2 separate regions of the Homo sapiens genome follow, and region 1 is linked to region 2. The links are chromatin loops, found by intact Hi-C in ENCODE. Cell type or tissue: dorsolateral prefrontal cortex. All regions are shown on one strand. Links, peaks and the distances in the headings refer to the core of each region. The heading gives the core; the rest is flanking DNA. Region 1 has its middle 51 kb from the start of ESRRG. Region 2 has its middle 200 kb from the start of ESRRG.

Region 1 (9,648 bases), core at 1,024-9,023, 150 kb after region 2:
GTGCAAGTTTTTCTAAGGCAGACTGCATTAGGATATTGCCCTAGCCATTTACAAATTTTATATATAATATATAATTATATATATAAATATAAATATTTATATTTATATTTATAAATATATATTTATATATAAATATATATTTATATTTATAAATATATATTTATATTTATATTTATAAATATTTATTTTTATAAATAAATTTATAAATATTTATTTTATAATATTTATAGTTATTTAAATATAAATACATATTTTTATAAATAAATATAAATATTTTATGTTTATAAATATAAATATATATTTATATTTATAAATATAATGTTTATAAATATAAATATAATGTTTATAAATATAAATATATATTTATATTTATAAATATAAATATATATTTATATTTATAAATATAAATATATATTTATATTTATAAATATAAATATATATTTATATAATTATATATATATTTATTTTATATATATATAAATATATATTTATATTTACATATATAATTATATATATATATATATAGTTTAAGCCTCCACATAATAACAGAGATAGAAAACAATATGAATAACCACTAAGGAAGGGATCTTTACAGTTCAGCTCTGTATTCTGGCATTGTTTCAGCATTGACATAACAGAGTTGATGAGTGACTGAGGAAGAGGCCCATGGCTTCAGGTTAACATTGCTGATTCACTGTGTTCCCCTGAGAACCTGTTGCATAGATAGGTTTCTTTTCAAAAGCTTACTTTCTGTCTCATCTCCAGTATGTTTATCAGATGTTAGTAATGAGCTTCATTTCTTAGTATTTCCTCCTTTCGGAACAATGAAGTTAGATACTTCTTCCACATAGGTTGAATCCCAACTGGATGGCTCTCAAAAGTAGAGGAAGGCTTACTATTTCTAATCAAGTAGTACAATTTTGCAGTGGGTGTACAATACATTTCAGCCAAAAGTATGGCTCCTCCTGCGTGTCTATAGTCTGTTGGGGCCTGTTGACTACTTCCTGGTCAGGAAGTACTTCAGGGTCACAGGGAGCCCACTTCTGACCTCTGCGATGGGCCAAGAAAGGTAATTAGAGACTGCTGCTTGACTGCCAAGTGACCCAGGGATCTATAGACCCTGACTGTCAGGGCCCGACACAACACTTCTGTAGTGGATACTGTGGTGTGCTGTTCAAACCTTCTTCCAGGACCAAGAAATTCATTCCCTCTGCTACCAAAAGTGATGGTTCACAGTTGAGTCCCTCCCCAGGAATTATCCATGCCTCTCCCAAGGCTCTAATGACTGATCTAAGTAGAGGTACAAAGGACCAGCTCTCTTGTCTCAAGTAAGGACAACTCTGAAGAGGCATTTGAACTTTGGAGCTCCTGGCGGGATCCACTGCATTGCACTTAAACTCCTCCCTCTGCCGTTTTCTACTTCCCTCCCCACTCAGTTCTTAGGAGCACTCTCTAATAACACCCCACCCCCAGCACACAAATCTCAGAACTTGCTTCCCAAGAAAGCTCACCTATACAAGCTTCAACAGGTTTCTCTGTTTGGTCTGTTTTATAATTTCTATTGATCCGAGACCAGATAACTCAAATGACTCCTAGATTCTTACTCTTTAATTAATCTGAGCATGATGCTTTTCTGATCATTAGCAGTGATAGGTACCAGGTAGGTGAAGGCAGGTGGCAAGGCTAGGTTTGACTGTTGATAGCAAGCCTGGTTGTCTTCATAAGTCAGCATGGAAGAGATAATGGAATAGAGAGAACTTGTATCATTCCATGATAAGATATGTAAGTTAAACAATTTATCAGCTTTTTAAGAAAACATTCCTGCATTCAGAAAAGTAAATGCCAAATTTATGTGTATGTGTTATGTGTGTGTATAAGAAAGAGAGAGAAAGGAATGTGGATTACTTACAATAGGACTATTACATTGTGTTAGATGTTGGGACCATAGAAATGAAAAAGACAAGATGCCCATTTTAAAGATTAGGAAACTGAGTTCCCCTGAGTATCCAATAGGAATGTAATTATTCAGTGATTGAATCAAAACTCAGACTTAGATTTAAGTCTAGCACTGTGGTTCTTACACAACCCCTTGCTGATTCTTATCCATCATTTTCAGTGATCTGTAACAGATTACAAAGAAAAACCTCTTCAACAAAATGAGTGGAATAAAAAGTGAAACAGCAGTCTGGAAGTGTGATATGAGATCATAAATATCTGTGGCAGCTCTTCATTAGCTCTTGTTGAGAGAGTTTTCGTGTTGCGCTGGCTGACAGCTCAACTGCGGGGACACTGTTGGGAATGGGAGGAGCTGCTAGGCAGACTCTTAGCATTGCCTCGGAACACCATCTCTCACAGACTGAAATCTTGGCTCCTCACTGCTGGAGGAGTAGATCTGTAGTGCTTTTAAATTTTGTTACCCCATAATATACAGTGCATTTTATTTATGTTAGCGTCATCTTTTATACAGAGCTGTCACAAAATATGTCACTGCTGACTACAGCCTGGGTAGGCAAGCCCCATCTGTGAATTATGCCCTTCCCATGGATCATGCCAGTAGTACCTCACTGGGAAGAGAGTAGGATAAATCCAGAACACTGATAGATACACTTCAAAAGGTTAAGAGAAGACTAGGTGTGGAGTCCAACCTACAGTTAAAAATGCCTAGAGATGCCCTCGTTTGTCTTCCAACTTCTTGGGTCCTCTCCTTAGCACATGCTATACCCAATGGTTGTGAAGGTGTGTGGCTCTTCTGTCCCTGTCCCCATCTGGCCACACTTCTAGTGTTGCCTCAGTGCTACCCTTCACTGGCTTCCATGACCATCACTACTTTCTTCTTTAATGTGATCAGGACTGGGGGGTCTTGAGATTAGTCCTTGTCTCTTGTGATATTGTCTTGGAAGCCATGGAATATTCTTTTACCTCCTGAACTCCATAAAATCCCTTACTACCAATGTATTTGAAGATGGTTCTATGGAATGTTGTCCATGCCAACATACTGTAATATTTGAATGGATCTTGACCTTTAGATGTAACCATTTAGCATTTTTTTATTCCATAATTAACTGTACTAGGAACTATGCTATGGACACAATGGCGAATAAGACATAGTTCCAACCCTCAGAGAGTATGAAGTCCAGTGAAGGAATGCAGACCCATGAACAGGCGATTATGATAGTGTGGTAAGTGCTAGAACAGGGCTAGGGTTGGGATCCTTGGGACCACCTCGGGATGCAACTCAGGTGCCTCTAAGTCAGCCTTTGAGGCGAGGAAAAGTCCTGAAGGACACTAGGTTAAGTCAGGGAAAATGTGTGTTGGGAGTAGAGTGGGGAGTGGTTGCCGTATGTGCAAAGGACAGGGTATTATGGGAGAACTGCAAGCCACAGATTATCATTATTATGGTTTGTTATTAATAAGCTTGGTAGGGAAGGGAGTGGTGATAGTGAGAAAGGATTCTAAATGTAGGCTCAGGCCAGACCAAAAAGCACCTTGTATAACATGTTAAGCACTGTGCCCTTAATCTAAAAGTAACAGGGAGCTATTATAGGGATTTACATAGAGGAGTGATAAGAAGAGCTCTCCATTTTAAAGTGATCACTCTGGTTTTGTTGGAGAGAATCAAGGTGAGATTATAAACTGGAAATCACTTATAGGAAGCCTTTTGCAATGGTGTTGGTGAGAGGAAAGAGTAGCTTCAATTAAGACAATGGCAATGGGTAAAGAAAAAAGAGTGATAAATTGGGGGTGATATTGTATAAAAAAATAGCTTGGCACGGTAGCTGACATCTGTAACCCCAGCACTTTGGGAGGCCAAGAAAGGCGGATTACTTGAGCCCAGGAGTTCAAGACCAGCCTGGGCAACATAGTGAAGCATCATCTCTACAAAAAAATACAAAAATAAATAAATAAAATAGCTAGGCATGGTGGTGCACACCTATAGTCCCAGCCACTTGGGAGGCTGAAGTGAGAGGATCACCTGAGTCTGGAAAGTCAAGGCTGCGATGACCAGCCTGTGCGACAGCGTGAGACGCTGTCTAAAAAAAAAAAAAAAAAAAAAAAAAAAAAAAAAAAAAAAAAGATGTGACATTTTATTTAGGTGGGAAAGACTCCATGCTGTCAGGGTTGAGCAATTGGGAATAGAGTGGTGTGGTTCACCAACATGAGAAACACAGGAAAAGGAATGGTTCTGGGGAGGAGATGATGACTTTTGAGGTGCTTATTGAACAGTCACGTCATTTCATACATTAGGCCACTTGTTATATGGTCGAAGAGCTCAAGAGCTAGAGATAAAGATTATGGAGATAATTAAAGTGACGAAATGAGTGAATTCCTATAATAAGCATGGGAAAACCAAGAAGAAGCCGATCTTAGAACCCAGGAAACCCTCTTGTTATACAATAAATAGATGAACAACAGGTGACAGAAGGCAAATGGCAAACTGGAAATAGGGCGATATTGCTATGTTCACATTTTTACTACAATACACATATCATATTCAACAATTAAAAACTAAGAAAAGAGGCTGGGCACGGTGGCTCACGCCTATAATCCTAGCACTTGGGGTGGCCGAGATGGGAGGATTACTTGAGTGCAGGAGTTTTAGACCAGCCTGAGCAATATAGTGAGACCTTGTTTCTACTAAAAATTAAAAAAAAAAAAAATAGCCGAGCATGTTGGTGTGCACCTGTAGTCCCAGCTACTCAAGAGGCTGAGGTGGGAGGATTGCTTAAGCCCGGGAGTCCAAAGCTTCAGTGAGCTGTGCTCGTGCCACTGCACTCCAGCACTCCAGCCTGGTTGACAGAGCAAGATTCTGTCTTAAAAAAAAAAAAAGAAGAAATTATTCACTGTCTTACTGTCTTATTACCTTAATTAATTGTTTCTATATTCCTTTTTAGACTCTGTTCGTACACAGTCACAGTTTTCACACGCTTTTAATCAGAGTGTGGATTTAGTGCTACATTTGAGCCTTTTCATTAATATGTTATAAGGATTTTTTGTTTACTTCAAAGTCTTTATTTATGAACAATGGCTTTGAAACATGACAGTGCCTTTAGGAAAGTACGCAGTGGTATATTTGAAGGGGGAGAAGAGACAGTTTTGGAGGGTCGAGCAAGAAAGATTTTCATTGATAATATGAGAGAGTAACATGATGATAGCACAGCATGACTGATGTACAGAGGAGACTGAAGTTTAGAATTTCATGTTGCTTTTGCAATTCATAACCTCCCACCGCACTGCGTAATGGAACGTCATGTGCTTTCACATCCATGACATGAGCAGCACTCTAATACAGGCTAAACTGTGGCCCCTGCTGCAGACTTATGACATGGGTTAAATCATCACCTTGAAAGGAACCTAAATGATTTCTCAGGCTTCCCTCTACAGAAGGTAAGGAGGCAGGGAGAGCTACCAAAATACCAGTTCTATTACCACTGACAAGTTCTGACCGAGCTCTCTAAGGAAGCACTGAGGCTAGTGCAGTGGTCTTGATATCAAGAAGTCCATGTTTGGGTTCAAATCTTAGCTCTTCCACTCCTAAGCTATGTGGCCTCTATGGCTGTGAACGCATTCATCTTTAAATGGTGGTTAATGCTCTTTATATAGAACTGTTATGAAGAGTAAATGCAGTGGTATATAAACAAAAGATCATACTCTAAGGTATTAGTAACCACTTTACTATTTTTAATAATAAAATTATAATTATCTAGTACTTATATATAAAATCTATTCAGTCCTTGGGCATATTGTGACTAGAATGTTATCTATGACAAGGAACCCATCAGGGGCTGTACTGCCTGATTTATAAAGGCCTTCTCATTTCTAAAAGTGCATGATCCTATTAATACCTTTTACTCCCCACTGTTCATCTTATCTGTTGTAGCCTCAAAACAAGCTGATCTGCAGCTGCTTTCTCAAAAGATCCAAGTCTGACTATTTTCCCTTATATAAAAGATAGCTCTATCCTTTTTCTTCATGAAAGACCTTAGAGAACATGTGTTGGGGATTTGTAAATGTTTTTCTATCTTTTGGATATTTATTGAAGCCCTGAGACCTTCTTATTTTCTTTTTTGTCCCTCTTATTAAGTCTATGTAATACCACTTATACAAAGCATTTTCATAGTTGACTACAATTGACAATTTTTTCAAAAGTGGGAAGATCCCAAAGGTGTTCGGTAATCTTCAGTGGGATCAGTGGTGCAGAAATAAATTCCCTAAGTAAGATACCATATCTACATCAAGGCAGTCCATGAAGTAAAGAAAACTGTATGTTGCTTATATTGGATCATTGCATTTCTGGTGGAAGTTTTAAACCAAAAGCAAGCTATATCTGTGTGCAAAATGCATGAATTCCATGGTGAATCCCTTATCTGCTTGGTAAGCTATCCAATTTTCTAATTCCAATCTCTTGAAAACAAACACAATTTACGCTATCTTTCACTATGAATATTACAGAAAGGCATACACATTTTAAGTTCAGTTTTTTCCTTTACTTGATTGAGATTCTTTGGTTAAGATTTCTTTCATGCCTTGATTTGTTTGTTTGACTTCTCTGCCTACCCGAATGGTCAGATCAAGGGCAGACTAAGACCATTAGAAGCCATGTTGAGCGTTAAAAGGGATGCTCATCTCCTGATCTCCTATCTAGAGGTAATTCCAAATAAAAACAATAACAAACTAACTGGTAGTTTAAGAAATCAATAAAGTTCTGATTTTTCCCCCAAAGATTTTTTTTCTCCTTTTGGAAACACCAAATATCAGCTTATTAAAAAAAAAAAAATGTGCTAGTGCTCCTGACTTGCAGCTGCCCAAGTACATTTCTTAGCCTCTCTTTGGGTAATCTGACAGTGGGTCAGATCCACTAAGCTATTTGGGAATCTAGTTCCAAAGCCAGAATGGGTTGTTAAGTGAAAAACAAACAAACAAACAAACAAACAAAAAACTCACTATGCCATTGTTTTCTAAGATTAACTCTCTCTGAAGTAGGTCACTGGTAAATAACATACACCTTTCAAGCTAATGATGCTGTTCTCATGTATTGAGGAATGACAAAGAATATGTTTTGACAGCTTGAAAACTTATGTTAGAGAAGCAGCTTAGGTACATCAGTGTTCATATGTTAGTGTCACAATTGTTTTTCTCACATTGTGCTCTAGCTATTGGTTAAAGGTAGAGTGATATACATCTAGAAGTTTTTAAAAGGCTGTGGAATTGAGGAATCTTCCCAAACTTGTCATGTGCAGCTTCTACCCGAGCTGCTGAATTCTGGGATGTTAGAGTAGAGAAAGAGAGAGCAGAGTTCTTTTGGGAGCTCAGCATCATAGATCCACCGTTTTAGGACTGGAAATTCACAGTCCATGCAGATTTTGCAGCCAGCTGTATGAGGACTGCAGGTATGCTTCGCTTGTTTCTTTTACTATTGGTGTGAACAACGTGTAGCTGTGGTTTTGTTAGATCTGAATGTGAATGCATTTAGATGGGGCCTCCATTCTTCAGCTCACCATGGATCCCTCTACTCTGTATTGCTTAAATCTGTCGGGTACCTGTCTGGATCCTGTAGGTATTTGAGTGTGTGAAGCTGCCCCCTTTATAGAACTCCCATCAGTTTATGCTGATGCCATCTCCTCTTCATAAACAGATTGTCTCAGAGGCTATGAGAAGTTAAATGTTCACCTCAGGTCATAGACAGCTAGGATCAGAACTCAGGCCCCTGAATAATATACTACAGCAGTGTCACTTTCACCACACACTTTGGGGTTTGATATTTAAATTTTTACCTCATTAGCTATGTCTTTCAAAAAAAAAAAAAAAAAACACCACAAACTTAAAAATAAAAATACTGTAATTAAATTTACCACCTGTATTTCTAATGCTATCACAGGAAAAATAATACCACAGTACAGTAAATAAACACAGCAGTGCTGTTCCACATTGCTTCCTCAAAATATTTCTAGGTAGAGGCCTATTAATTGTTCTTGCAGTACATAAGGAAGCTTTTAAATACAGTATATGAGCATCATCAAATAAAGGCTTTTTTCCCATGGCAGGAATCTTTTAGATGCATATTTGGACATAGTTGTCAGCATCTCCCAGTTACAAAATTTTGACAAATTCTGAGTTTAGATGTATATTTCACACACCATTAGAATACACTAGAATATATTATAAATTCCCTTAGGGCGAGGTTCTTCTTCCTTGTTCTACATATTTTACTTATTAGATAACTGTACATACATGCTATGGCAAAGATTATAAGGCATTAAATTAGAAATGTGCCTAATTTTAATTTTCCAATTGAATTTTTTACATACTGTTATAAGCATATGTGTATTTGTGCTAAAGCATTATTGAGCATCTTTAGCAGATGAATAAAACTAATATAAAAAGCAAGTATCATTTTCTTCTGTTATTTATTTTAAAAATTTCCACTAATTGAATTATGATAGTTTTGTTCATTTGGCAAAGAAATGTGCCTTTGAGATTATTTGTTAAAAAGTGGAATTGAAGTGCATGATGGCCTCCTGGCTACTTGGGAGGCTGGAGCAGGAGGATCCCTTGAGCCCAGGAGTTTGAGGACAGCCTGGGCAACATAGCAAGAACCTGTCTTTAAAAACAAGACAAAAAGTGGAATTGGTGAATCAAGGCTGATGTTTTATCTCATCCAATACCTAGCTTGGAGTAGGAATATTTGATGAATTAGTGAATGAGTGAATGAATGAATAAATGAATGAATGGAAGGATGGGTGAATGGGTGGGCAGGTGGATGCATGGTTGGATAGATGGAAAGATAAACGGATAGACAGGTCATTGTGGTAGGGACTTGACAGTGAATCTACTATCAGCTTTTGAAAAAAGGGCAGGAAATGTTGAATAGTTACGTACAAAATATAATCCAACAATGAATCAAGTATTTTTTGTTGTTGCTTAAAATGTGGTTTTTTAAAAAGATGAGATAATTCATGTAAAGTATCATGTATTATGCTTAATATTTTAACCTGTTATTTATTGTTATAATCATTATTATTTACTCCTTTTTTCTTTCAATTAAAAATTGAATGTCTGAGAAATATATATATGCAGAAATATGGTCAATGAAAGATATCGATCTTCTACTCTGATCTGATGTTAGGTGGAGAGCAAAAAGAAATATCTGATCTATCTCCCAATGCTAAAAGGCCTTGGCTCATGCTGGAAATATGTACTGGTGAAGAGATGCAAACATCTATAGAGTAAACAATTAATAAATGCTAATTAATGCAGAAGAATCCAGGACAATGGAACTAGCTCTCTGGTCTCTTCCTTTTCTTACATGTTTAAGTCTCCTGTGTGTTTATAAAAAGTTAAACTCATCTCTATCACAGGGTACTTTTGAATCAGTCCTATTTTTTTCCCCTCTATAGACCACCAGATTTCCTAAGTGATGTGCACCCTTGAACTCCAGTTATTAGCCCACCAAAAGACTCACCAGGGTTTTCCTATTGCCAAATTGGGTGACCTTTGTTTCTCATTTCTTCTCCTTCCTTCTCTCAATGTCTGTGGTATTTTCTATCTATCTTTCACCCACTTGCCTAGCTTCCCTTGCTCTTTTTGCCCTACCCTAATTCACTTCTCAGTTTTCCTTGTTTGGTAGCTCTCTTTGTTTCTATTCCTGAA
Region 2 (9,648 bases), core at 483-8,482:
CTTATTTTCACCTTTTAATTTTGGTTTGAATTATCTTTCATGATAGAAAAGAAGTCAAATGTATTTATTTTGTGTTTTTTTTTTTTTTTGTGGTTTCTCATTTTTCTGTCTTGATTAGATTGGCTTCTCCTCTGAAAGAAAGAAAAATAATCTTTTTATTCTAAATATTTTGTATGTCTTTTCAACATGATCCCTGCTTCCCACAGCTCATAGACAAGTTGGAGAGATGACTGCAGAGCACAGGGATTTCTGCTTTGTGTGATCAGTGCAGTAACCAAGGGTGTTCAGAGTCCCAGGAGAACCCTGAGGAGGGCACCTGGGCCAATTGGGCCAGTTGGGAGGCGGGGTGCAGCTGGTCCTCCTGAGAGCAACATCCCAGCTGAACCTCTAAGGCTGAGGCAGCAGGGGTGGGAAGATTTCCAGGGGAAGGAAAGAGCAAGTCAGGGAGCTGGAAAACTTTGGGAAGACAGAGTCCATTTTCCAGAATAAGGAAGGAGCAGTTTCTCAGTGTGGGTCAAGGGAAAACATTTTTCATAGGAAGGGAGAATTATTTTCCTGAATTTCTCTTATTTTACACAAAGGGTAGGCCAGAGAAAGGTATTTTAAGCTGAAGACAAAGAAAGTTCTGAAGGTGAGGTTAGAAAAAATGAAATAATAAGTCAATAAGGGTAAGGAATACCTTCCCCCAAAATGATTAGGGATGGACAAGGGACAAGGATCCTCATATGAGAATTAGGAGAAACGTGCATGTCATCTTTAATATCCATGTACCTTCTCCTAGATGCTTTGGGACCAGACAGTGACAGGTGCCCCTTCACTGAACTTGGCCATTAGCCTCTCAACTTCCAAGTCCCACATCAGCCACACTAGAATAATATCGCTTAACATGCCAGCTTTCCTTACAAAAATCACATGAGTTCCCATTATCTCTGGTGAGATCTGTCCTCATTGGGCAGTTAAGCTCTCCACAGCATTATCCCATCACCCACTTCTAGTTGCTCTTCTTCACTTTAAAAATCGTAATCATTGTGGAACCTTGTGTGTTCTACAGGCAATGCTTCCCATTTGCAGTTCCTTCTTTTTGGGGCCTTCTCCATTACTCTTTGACAAGCTAACTGGAGTCCCATTTATCTTTCAAGGCTCAGCTTAAATGTCACCTCCTTCCTGCAGCCTTTCCTGACTCCTTGAGCTAGAAGAAATCTGGATGTTGAAGTGTCTGTCAGTACTATTTAAGACTCATGCTGAAACAACAATGTATTATAGTACTGTATTTCTACAGGTTCTTAACTAGATTGAAATTTCTGGAAGGACAAGAACTATGTCTTATACGTCTTTGCAGTTTCCAGGTCTTTAACACAGTGAAGTCTCATCCACCCTGACAAAGACTAGAAGACTAAACTTATCTCTAGAAACAGACCCATGGGCAGCAGAGGCAAGGGCAGAGAGGACGCCCACAGAATAAATAGAATGTAAAGTCAGTCTGAAAATGGGGGGTTGAAGCTTGAGGAGAGAGTAATTCTAAATAAACCTCAGAAGGAAGTGAGCTGGGGAATGCTCAGGGGATGAATAAATGGATCACCTGGTATTCATGGGGGAGGGCAAAGTTGAAGTTAAATAGAATGAATTGGTAATGAGCCATGTTCACATCTTCCTTTGCACTTGAGAACCAAAAAGCAATATGGATATAGAAGAGACCCAGAATATCTGAAGCAGAAGGAAGGAGGTTAGAAGGGAGATTAAAGATGCAAGAGAAAAATAAGGATGTGTGAGAAAAGGGAGAAGTGAGTCAGAGAAAGGTTCTTCAAAGGGGATGTGAGTCAGAAAGGAAGATGACATATTAAACTTGGCAGAATGTCCATGAGGTGAGGACAGTGGTGAGGGGTCTCTCCTGGACTCAGAGAGGAAGGATGTCCAATGAAATCAGGTGGTGACTAATAACTTAGATAAGGTAAGAGTGATACAGTATGGGTGTTAGGGGGTTTCCTGAGGGCTGGAAATCAGGTACGGTTTCTATGAGAACATGGGGAGGTTGATGGCAGGACTGGCATGGCAGTTGTGCTTGGAAAGGGATCACAGATGTAGCATTTTATAGTTGAATAGCATCATAAAGGAGGAAGAGACCTGGGGGGTCTGGTCCAATATTCTCATTTGGCATTTAGGACAAAAAGTCTAAAAGTCTTAATGCCATCTCCTAGGCCCCCTGTGGTCTGCACTCTGCCCACCTTTCAGGCCTCATCACGTACTTCTCTGCTTTCCTAAACTCCTGCAAAGCCAAACCACCTGTGATGCACTAAGCCTTGCATTCTTTTTCATTTCAAATGCCATTCTCTCTGTCTGGAATGTTCTTCTACATACTCCTTGTTTTTTTGCCCAACTCTTATTCAAATTCCAGGTCTCAGCTTAAAAACATTTCTTCAAGCACTCCCTCTCCCAGCTCCCCTCCACACACGCACTGGGTGAAGTCTTCATTATATGTTTCCAAGCATTCATTTCCTATGTTTAAAATTTGATGGGAGATGTATTGCCTTTTTGATGGCCCCTTTTCTCTTCTGGGTTGTGAATTCTATTGAGTCACATCTTTTAGTATTGTACTTGTCACAGAGTAGTTGCACAATAAATATTTCTTAAGGGAAAGAGGGAAGGAAGGAAGGAAGGAAGGAAGCAAGGAAGGAAGAAATTTGAGTGACCAACTTTTACCACCAATTGTTAACAGAGCCTGACAAGTGTCTTCTGAAACAATCAGGTGTGACTTGAACATTCACATTCAAACTTGGGAGACCAGTGTGGTTTTTTTTCCAGTATTTTTTTTTAACTGTGGTGAGAAAATTAACTACTTTAGCCATTTCTAAGTGTACATACAGTTCAGTGGCATTAAGTGCATTCCCATTCTTGTTCATCATCCATCTCTAGATATTTTTCATCATCTCAAATTGAAACTCTGTACCTATTCAACAATAATTCCCATTTCCGCTCTCCTCCTATCCCTAGCATCCCCCATTCTTTCTGTCTCTATGAATTTGACTACTCTGGGTGCCTCAAATACGTAAAATCATACAATGTTTGTCCTTTTGTATCTGGCTTATTTCACTCAGAGTAGTGTCTTCAAGGTTCATCCTGGCTGTAGCATGTATCAGAATCCTAATCTTTTCCAAGGCTTAATAATATTCACTGTATGTAGCGACCACATTTTGTTTTTCCATTTGTTTGTTGATTAATATTTGGATTGTTTCCATAGGAGACCATTGTTTTAAATCCTAAAATACATAATCCTCCATGTAATCTAGTAACCTGGGTGATGGTCAGTGGCATGCAGCTGGAGGATTTAATCAGGGAAGGAAAGGATAGATGGAAGAATCATCAATGTGCTTAGGAAACTCATAAAAAATGTCCACGAACATGGAGGCTGTGACAGGAAGAAGAGGAGATGTTCCCAATGGGTCATGGCAGTCTTGACGTGAAGAAGGCAATGAAGATGGATGCTGTGAGTTTCTTAATGATAGTAAATATTGAGAAGTGGGGTTGAGAGATGCTCCTCTTTTTAACCTTCCCTTGTTATTGAAATGGAGGAGTGGGATGGCTAGAAGGGGCAGAAAAAACTGAGACATCCTCTGAGAGGAGACACTGGGGAAAAGAGGTGAGAAAAAGTGGAGGCTAAAAGGGAGTTTGCCCACAGATATTTTACAGGGGAAAAATTCAATGGTGAAGGAAGAGTCAATCAATTCAAAGCCATTCTACAAATTTCATGCAGGGAGAGCCCTCAGCACAAGATTGATGCATATCTATTCTATAATTAACAACAATATGAAGGAAGAGATTCCACGGTCACCATTAGGTTCCAATCCCTCATGGTCAAGACTTTCTTCTTTTTAACTAGACTATTTTGAGCCCTTTTCTTCTCTTTGTCTTTTCAGTAACTGGAAAAGAATTACTAAAACTCACCCCATGAAAATCCCTCATGTGCCTGAATTCTTTCGAAGTTAAAGATTGGAACTGGATTAAACTCTTTTCCCTTAACAACTTCTTAGCTACAGTTTTCTAAGCCTTTAATGCCCTTTGAATTGTCTGCTCTAAGTTCTCTTGGGTTAAAGTACACCAGTAAGAATAGCCAGATTTCGTCATATCCCATGCAAAGCTAGTGCTCTCCTTCATGATCTGGGAGCCCCGTCCCGCGGTGCCAGCATCCAGTATGGCACCAGTCCTGCCTTGGAGTAAAAGAATGCCATATTCCTGAAGGAAATTTCTCAGCCTGCAGAGAGGGGCCTATGGCGTGCCTTAGCCATCAAGCTCAACCTCTCAGCCTAAAGGCAGAGCAAGTCACTTTCCAAGATATGGCTGGCCCTAAGATTGTGTTAGCCTTTTGGAAGTATTATCCTTTTTCTTTCTAGTTCAGAAGCTCAGCACGTTGGCCCATTTCAAGTTGCCTCTGATCTTTAACTGCTGCTCCTCAGCCCCTTGGATCCATCCTTGGGGATATTCTCACTGGTCACTTTGCAGAGCTCCCTCAGGCCAAGAACGCCTCCCTCCCTTTGTTTCTACTTAACCCTTGCCCTTCAGGGTGGTGAGGGGCCGTCTTCAGGCTCCCTCCCTTGTAGTCTATTATTACTTGCAGGTGATTAGCAGGCAGGTCCCTTCTAAGCAAAAAGGAACATTGCCCCAGGCACCGCATTCCCATAGGCTCTTGCCATTTTGCTACAAAAGAGAAAAATCGAGCCTTTGAAGAGTGTATATACACTATTCATGTACTTAGAAAGAGAGGAGTGTCTATAAAATTTCAGGAACAGCATTGGATTTTACTCAGTTATCAGACGGCAGAACTCTTGAGTTATGGTTCGGATTGCTTTCAGAATTAAAAAGAAGCAGTTGCCATTTCTAAGCATCTAGTCTTTTAATAAAAGTTTATTTGAGAATTTCTCTCTAGACACTAATCCCCCAACAAGCTGTATTCCAGTGAGACAGAGTGTCCATGAAATATAGTAATTGGAGCTCTGTTGGGCTATTCTTCGTGCAGGGAGAGCTCGCTTAGTGACAGCATGCTGCATTCAGCATTCAGCATTCAGCATTCAGCATTCCACCCGGCGCTCTGGCTACTCATTTGACCGGATGAAAGCTTCCTTCTCTACCTCAATCTTCCAGGCTTTTTTGTCACCTACACTGCTACCTTCAGATCCCCCAGGGGAAATATTATATGCTTCTTTCAACATCTTGAGCTACTGTCCTCAGCATTAAGTGAAACATTATACTTTTTTTTGTATCTCTATGGCTGCAAGTGCAATGTCCCTCTCAGACCACAAAAAAAGTAGCTAGTTGATTTTCCAGAGTTTTAAATGGCTAGTTTCTCTCCTATTATTTTTCATTGAAAAATAAAATTTTAAAATTAAATGTAACTTTTTCCCCTTCGCTCCTCTGCCAAATAAATATTGCCAAACCATTTGGTCTTTGGACTCCATGGATTCACATTTCATGTGTAAGAGTCACAGGAACGAAACAGGAGTGATTTTTTTTTTTTTTTTTTCATAGGTGTTATCAGTTTTCCTGGGATGGAAAGTGGTTGAGCTGAAGTACCTGTTCCCACAGAACAGGCCAGGGAACAAGTCCTCTGTCTCCTCAGTTTCTTTGGCTCTGGATTTAATTTTTTACTCAGTTATGAGAGTGTGGTGTGTCCCTTAGAGCACCTGGCCAAATTCATCTGATCTGGTGTTTCCCAGGTGTGTGCAGATCTGCGGAAGCAGCAGCTCGAGGGCAGGGGCCTGGCATCTGTGTTCTAATAAGTGCCCGAGGTGCTCCTTTGGGTCTGGCAAGTCTGGAAAACACTGGTCCATCCATCCCAGCGTTTTGCTTGCAGATCTGTACCAGATTTCAGGGCTGTCTGAGGGCTGTGGAGTTGTTTGTGTGGCCTTTTTCTCATGCTCGCTCAGATTGTTTTCTCCTGAGGTGATCATGAACTGTGAAGAGCAGACCCACTTTGGTTTTTTCTGGAGACAGAGTCTAGCTCTGTTGCCCAGGCTGGAGTGCCATGGTGCGATGTTGGCTCACTGCAACCTCCACCCCCCGGGTTCAAGTGATTCTCCTGCCTCAGCCTCCCAAGTAGCTGGGATTACAGGAGTACACCACCACGCCTGCTAATTTTTGTATTTTTAGGAGAGACAGGGTTTTGCCATGTTGGACAGGCTGGTCTCAAACTCCTGACCTCAGGCGATCCTTCCTCCTCGGCCTCCCAAAGTGCTGGAATTACAGGAGTGAGCCACCACACCCAGCCGAGCAGACCCACTTTGAATAAACCAGGAAAAGAAGGAGCATTCCGCCCCCACCCCAAAAAAACAAAAACCCAATCCCTGTCCCCCCAAAAACAGAAAAACCTCAGGGGCATGTTCTTCTCTTGTATTTGAGAATAACCTTAGAAGATATAAAATTGAAATACTCCTTCCGGGAACCGCTGCTGTCTCGCTTGTCTCAACATGTTTGTCATTGTTATTGTTGTTGTTGTTTTTGAGACGGAGTCTCGCTCTGTCCCCCAGGCTGGAGTGTGGTGGCGTGATCTCAGCTCACTGCAACCTCCGCCTCCCGGGTTCAGGCAATTTTCCTTCCTCAGCCTCCCAAGTAGCTGGGACTGCAGGTGCACACCATCATGCCCAGCTAATTTTTGTGTTTTTAGTAGAGACGGGGTTTCACCATGTTGGCCAGGCTGGTCTTGAACTCCTGGCCTCATGATCTGCCCGCCTCGGCCTCCCAAAGTGCTGAGATTACAGGCATGAGCCACCACACTTGGCCAACATGTTTTTATAACAACAGTCATGCAGCCTGTTGAGCCATCCTGTTTAAGTCCCCAAACCTTTGTCTCCCTGCGGGAGAACTGCCTGTGGTTCCTATTGCTTGATAAGGTGGCTCAGAAAAGGGACCTGTTTCAAGGACCTGGAAATCTTCTTGGGTAAATAGTAGCAGATGATACAGAAGAAAACCAGGAAGCTTTGGGGTATGCTGGGGAGAGCTACTAGATGTAAATATGCATCAGAAAGACCATATACTTTTATTATCTATGGAGTAAGTCAGGCTAGGGGCTGAGGAACAATTGAAAAGAGTATCTTGGGTACATAATGAAGTTTTAGAGTTTCTCACCTCACCCGCTACGGCTTCCTGTTTGCCCAAGTCACATTTCCACCCTGTCATAAATACACCGTGGCTGGAGCTGCAAACTCTATCAATAACAACAAAAAGCCATGACATGAGCCTTTCCTGTATTTGCAACACTCTTTGGATTGCCATGGCAACAATAGTTTTAATTATGGAGAGGCAAAATGATAACTTTTATATCAGATGTGGCTCACTTTTCCCTGTGGACAAAACTCTGATTTGAGAGAGGCTTTGCATGTGGATTTTCCTTCTAGGCTGGATTTTATTATCTGCTCTAACAGACAGCTCTTTTGCTTATGGAATGAACCAGAAGAAGCCAAAGCCCTGGCTGAAGGGGCTGCTGGACACTGGCCCTTGTGGAGGCGAATTGGACCCTTTGGTCTCGGAGGCAGCCTGATGTGCTTGTCACATGTGCATTTAAGAACCAAGTGAGCCATTGCTCTCGAGGGCTGCTTTTGGCCTCCCCTTTCAACCAGTGGAAATCTGCATGTTAGGATAGAGACTTGCGTGAAGTATCATCTGGTAATCATCCTTGACAATGTTCAGGATTATGCTGGAGGGACAAACAAGTAATTCCATTGCAGTAGCAGTCATGGAAATATACAAATCATAGCAGCTTTCCAATCAGAGCTGTGGAGGGGGAAATGTGGGAGAGAAAACCTCTTCCTCTGTCTGCTCCCCCTGCCCTTCATTTCTGGATCCACTTGCTCACTCCTCGAATTTCTCTTCAGGTTTGGAAAGGTATCACACCATCTCTAAATAATTCTGGGCTCCCTCATTTTGAAAGCTCTTGCAAAGCTAAATAATCTTCTTCGTAGGTAAACATAAATCATTGTCTACCTTCTTTGCTCCTTGAGTAGACCTTTTGATACATTCATTAATTATGGCCACTGCCTGGTGGTGCAGTAATGGCTGAGTCACTGCCGTGAGCATCTTTCCTGGAACGCTCCCATTTCTGACACTGAACCCGAAAATCCAATTCAGTGTTAAAGAGGCCCTTCATTGTGACACTGGACAGCCAGGTGGTCAGGCAAGTAAAAGAAATATGCCTGAAAAATGCAGCAGTGTGGTTGTAGGAGTGAGGGTTGGAGAAAGCGGATGCATGGAATGTTGATGGAATGATGCTGTCCTTAAAACCTGCTGCCACTGTTTCTAATCTCTGGCAACCTCTGGAATAAGATCTTGATCCTCTGCTCGGATCTGCCGACTCCACCAACAGTCCAGTTAATCACAATCCCAGCTTTTGAAGGCTAGAATGCCCATGCAGAACTATGGAGTAACAGGCACCATGGTTCTCATTTCTAATCCTTTCCCACATTATTTTTTTGAAAAAAAAAATGCAGAAAAGTCCCGATTTTTGGTAAATCTTGCTTAACGAATGACACAGTCTCTGTGTTTGTTTTGTTTCCATATTCAGGGAGCTTTGCAGCTATGATTTTGATTTTGGAGTTTAGGCATGTTAATTAAGCCTTTGTATGAAAGCAGAGGGGTTCTGTTTCTTGTTTGTTAGTTTAATAAGATTTAGTGTTAAGAATGGCACTGAGAATCTGTCAGAATTAGCTTGGCTGCATATGTGTAGCTCAGCGCTTTGAGACCCTTGAAATGTCTGTTTTTAGGACATAAGCAGGGGGCTAATGAAAAGGCTTTGTTGATTTTAACGAATTGCAAGCCACTGTAGCCAAAATAAATATAATCTGCTTTTTGGATTAGTTGTCACAGATGATTTTACCTACTAACAGTGATTAAAGAACCCGAGTGGACCAGAAGCATAGCTGCTCTCTGGTGACTCTTGTTAAAATAGCAATAAACAGAAGTAAATAAAGACTTAGGGCATAGTTATCTTTAATAAACAGTGACAACAAATATACAGTGTGCAGGCGTGAAAGGGTAGGAGTGGAGGCTTAGGGAAGACTGGGGTGTCAAATACCCGTATGGCGCACAACAGTATGGCTCTTGCTGCCACAAAAACTTGCAATTGTTAACAACAACAGAAAACCCACAGGAAACACTAAAGTGCTTGCTGGTATTGTTCATGTGTTGCAGTTGTGGTTCATTAGAAAGTGGTTAGAAACCCAGGGCTATCTTCTTGTTTCCCAGCTCCTTTTCCAAAGCCAATCCAATTCATTGCCATTCTGCTCTCATCTTCCTTCGGACTCGGGGACCAAAGTTGAAATCCTGCAACTATAGGATTAGAGTATGAAAATGAAGGAAGTGTTAATTACTTGTGTAATTATTAACCTTCTTGCTGCAGTAATTCTACCTAGTTAATGAACAGGCAACCAGCACTATATCCTTCTTTGTATTTTTCTACCCTGATGAAAAGAATGACTTGCCCCCATGGACAAATATGATCCTTAGATTTCCCCAGGAAAGTCTCAGTCTTGGTTTTCCCTCATTACTGCTTAACTGCAACTCGAACTAAAAAGGTTGTGTCTGAAACCCTCTTAGGCAGGGCCTGGGAGTGCTGGCTGAAAGTTGCCTTTAGTAGCCAGAAAAATTATCAGGTGAGAGAAGCTACAG

What was found. Peaks named below come from ENCODE experiments on the same cell type or tissue, not always from the same donor. Only the 100,000 strongest peaks of a DNase experiment are listed, where the experiment ranks them.
Region 1: it touches region 2 in a loop (2.0-fold over the local background); 1 of 110 quality-filtered maps calls a loop at or near these places.

The regions. Positions count from the first base shown.
Region 1 is chr1:216,769,978-216,779,625 of GRCh38, reverse strand. It overlaps a transcript of ESRRG not described here. Among named protein-coding and RNA genes, the nearest start is that of ESRRG, 51 kb to the right of the region's middle. In dorsolateral prefrontal cortex, for the core only: no CTCF peak of the experiment used is centred there; no DNase peak of the experiment used is centred there.
Region 2 is chr1:216,922,277-216,931,924 of GRCh38, reverse strand. It overlaps a transcript of ESRRG not described here. Among named protein-coding and RNA genes, the nearest start is that of ESRRG, 200 kb to the right of the region's middle. In dorsolateral prefrontal cortex, for the core only: no CTCF peak of the experiment used is centred there; a DNase peak (open chromatin) is centred at 5,035; H3K4me3 peaks cover 771 bases; H3K27ac peaks cover 319 bases.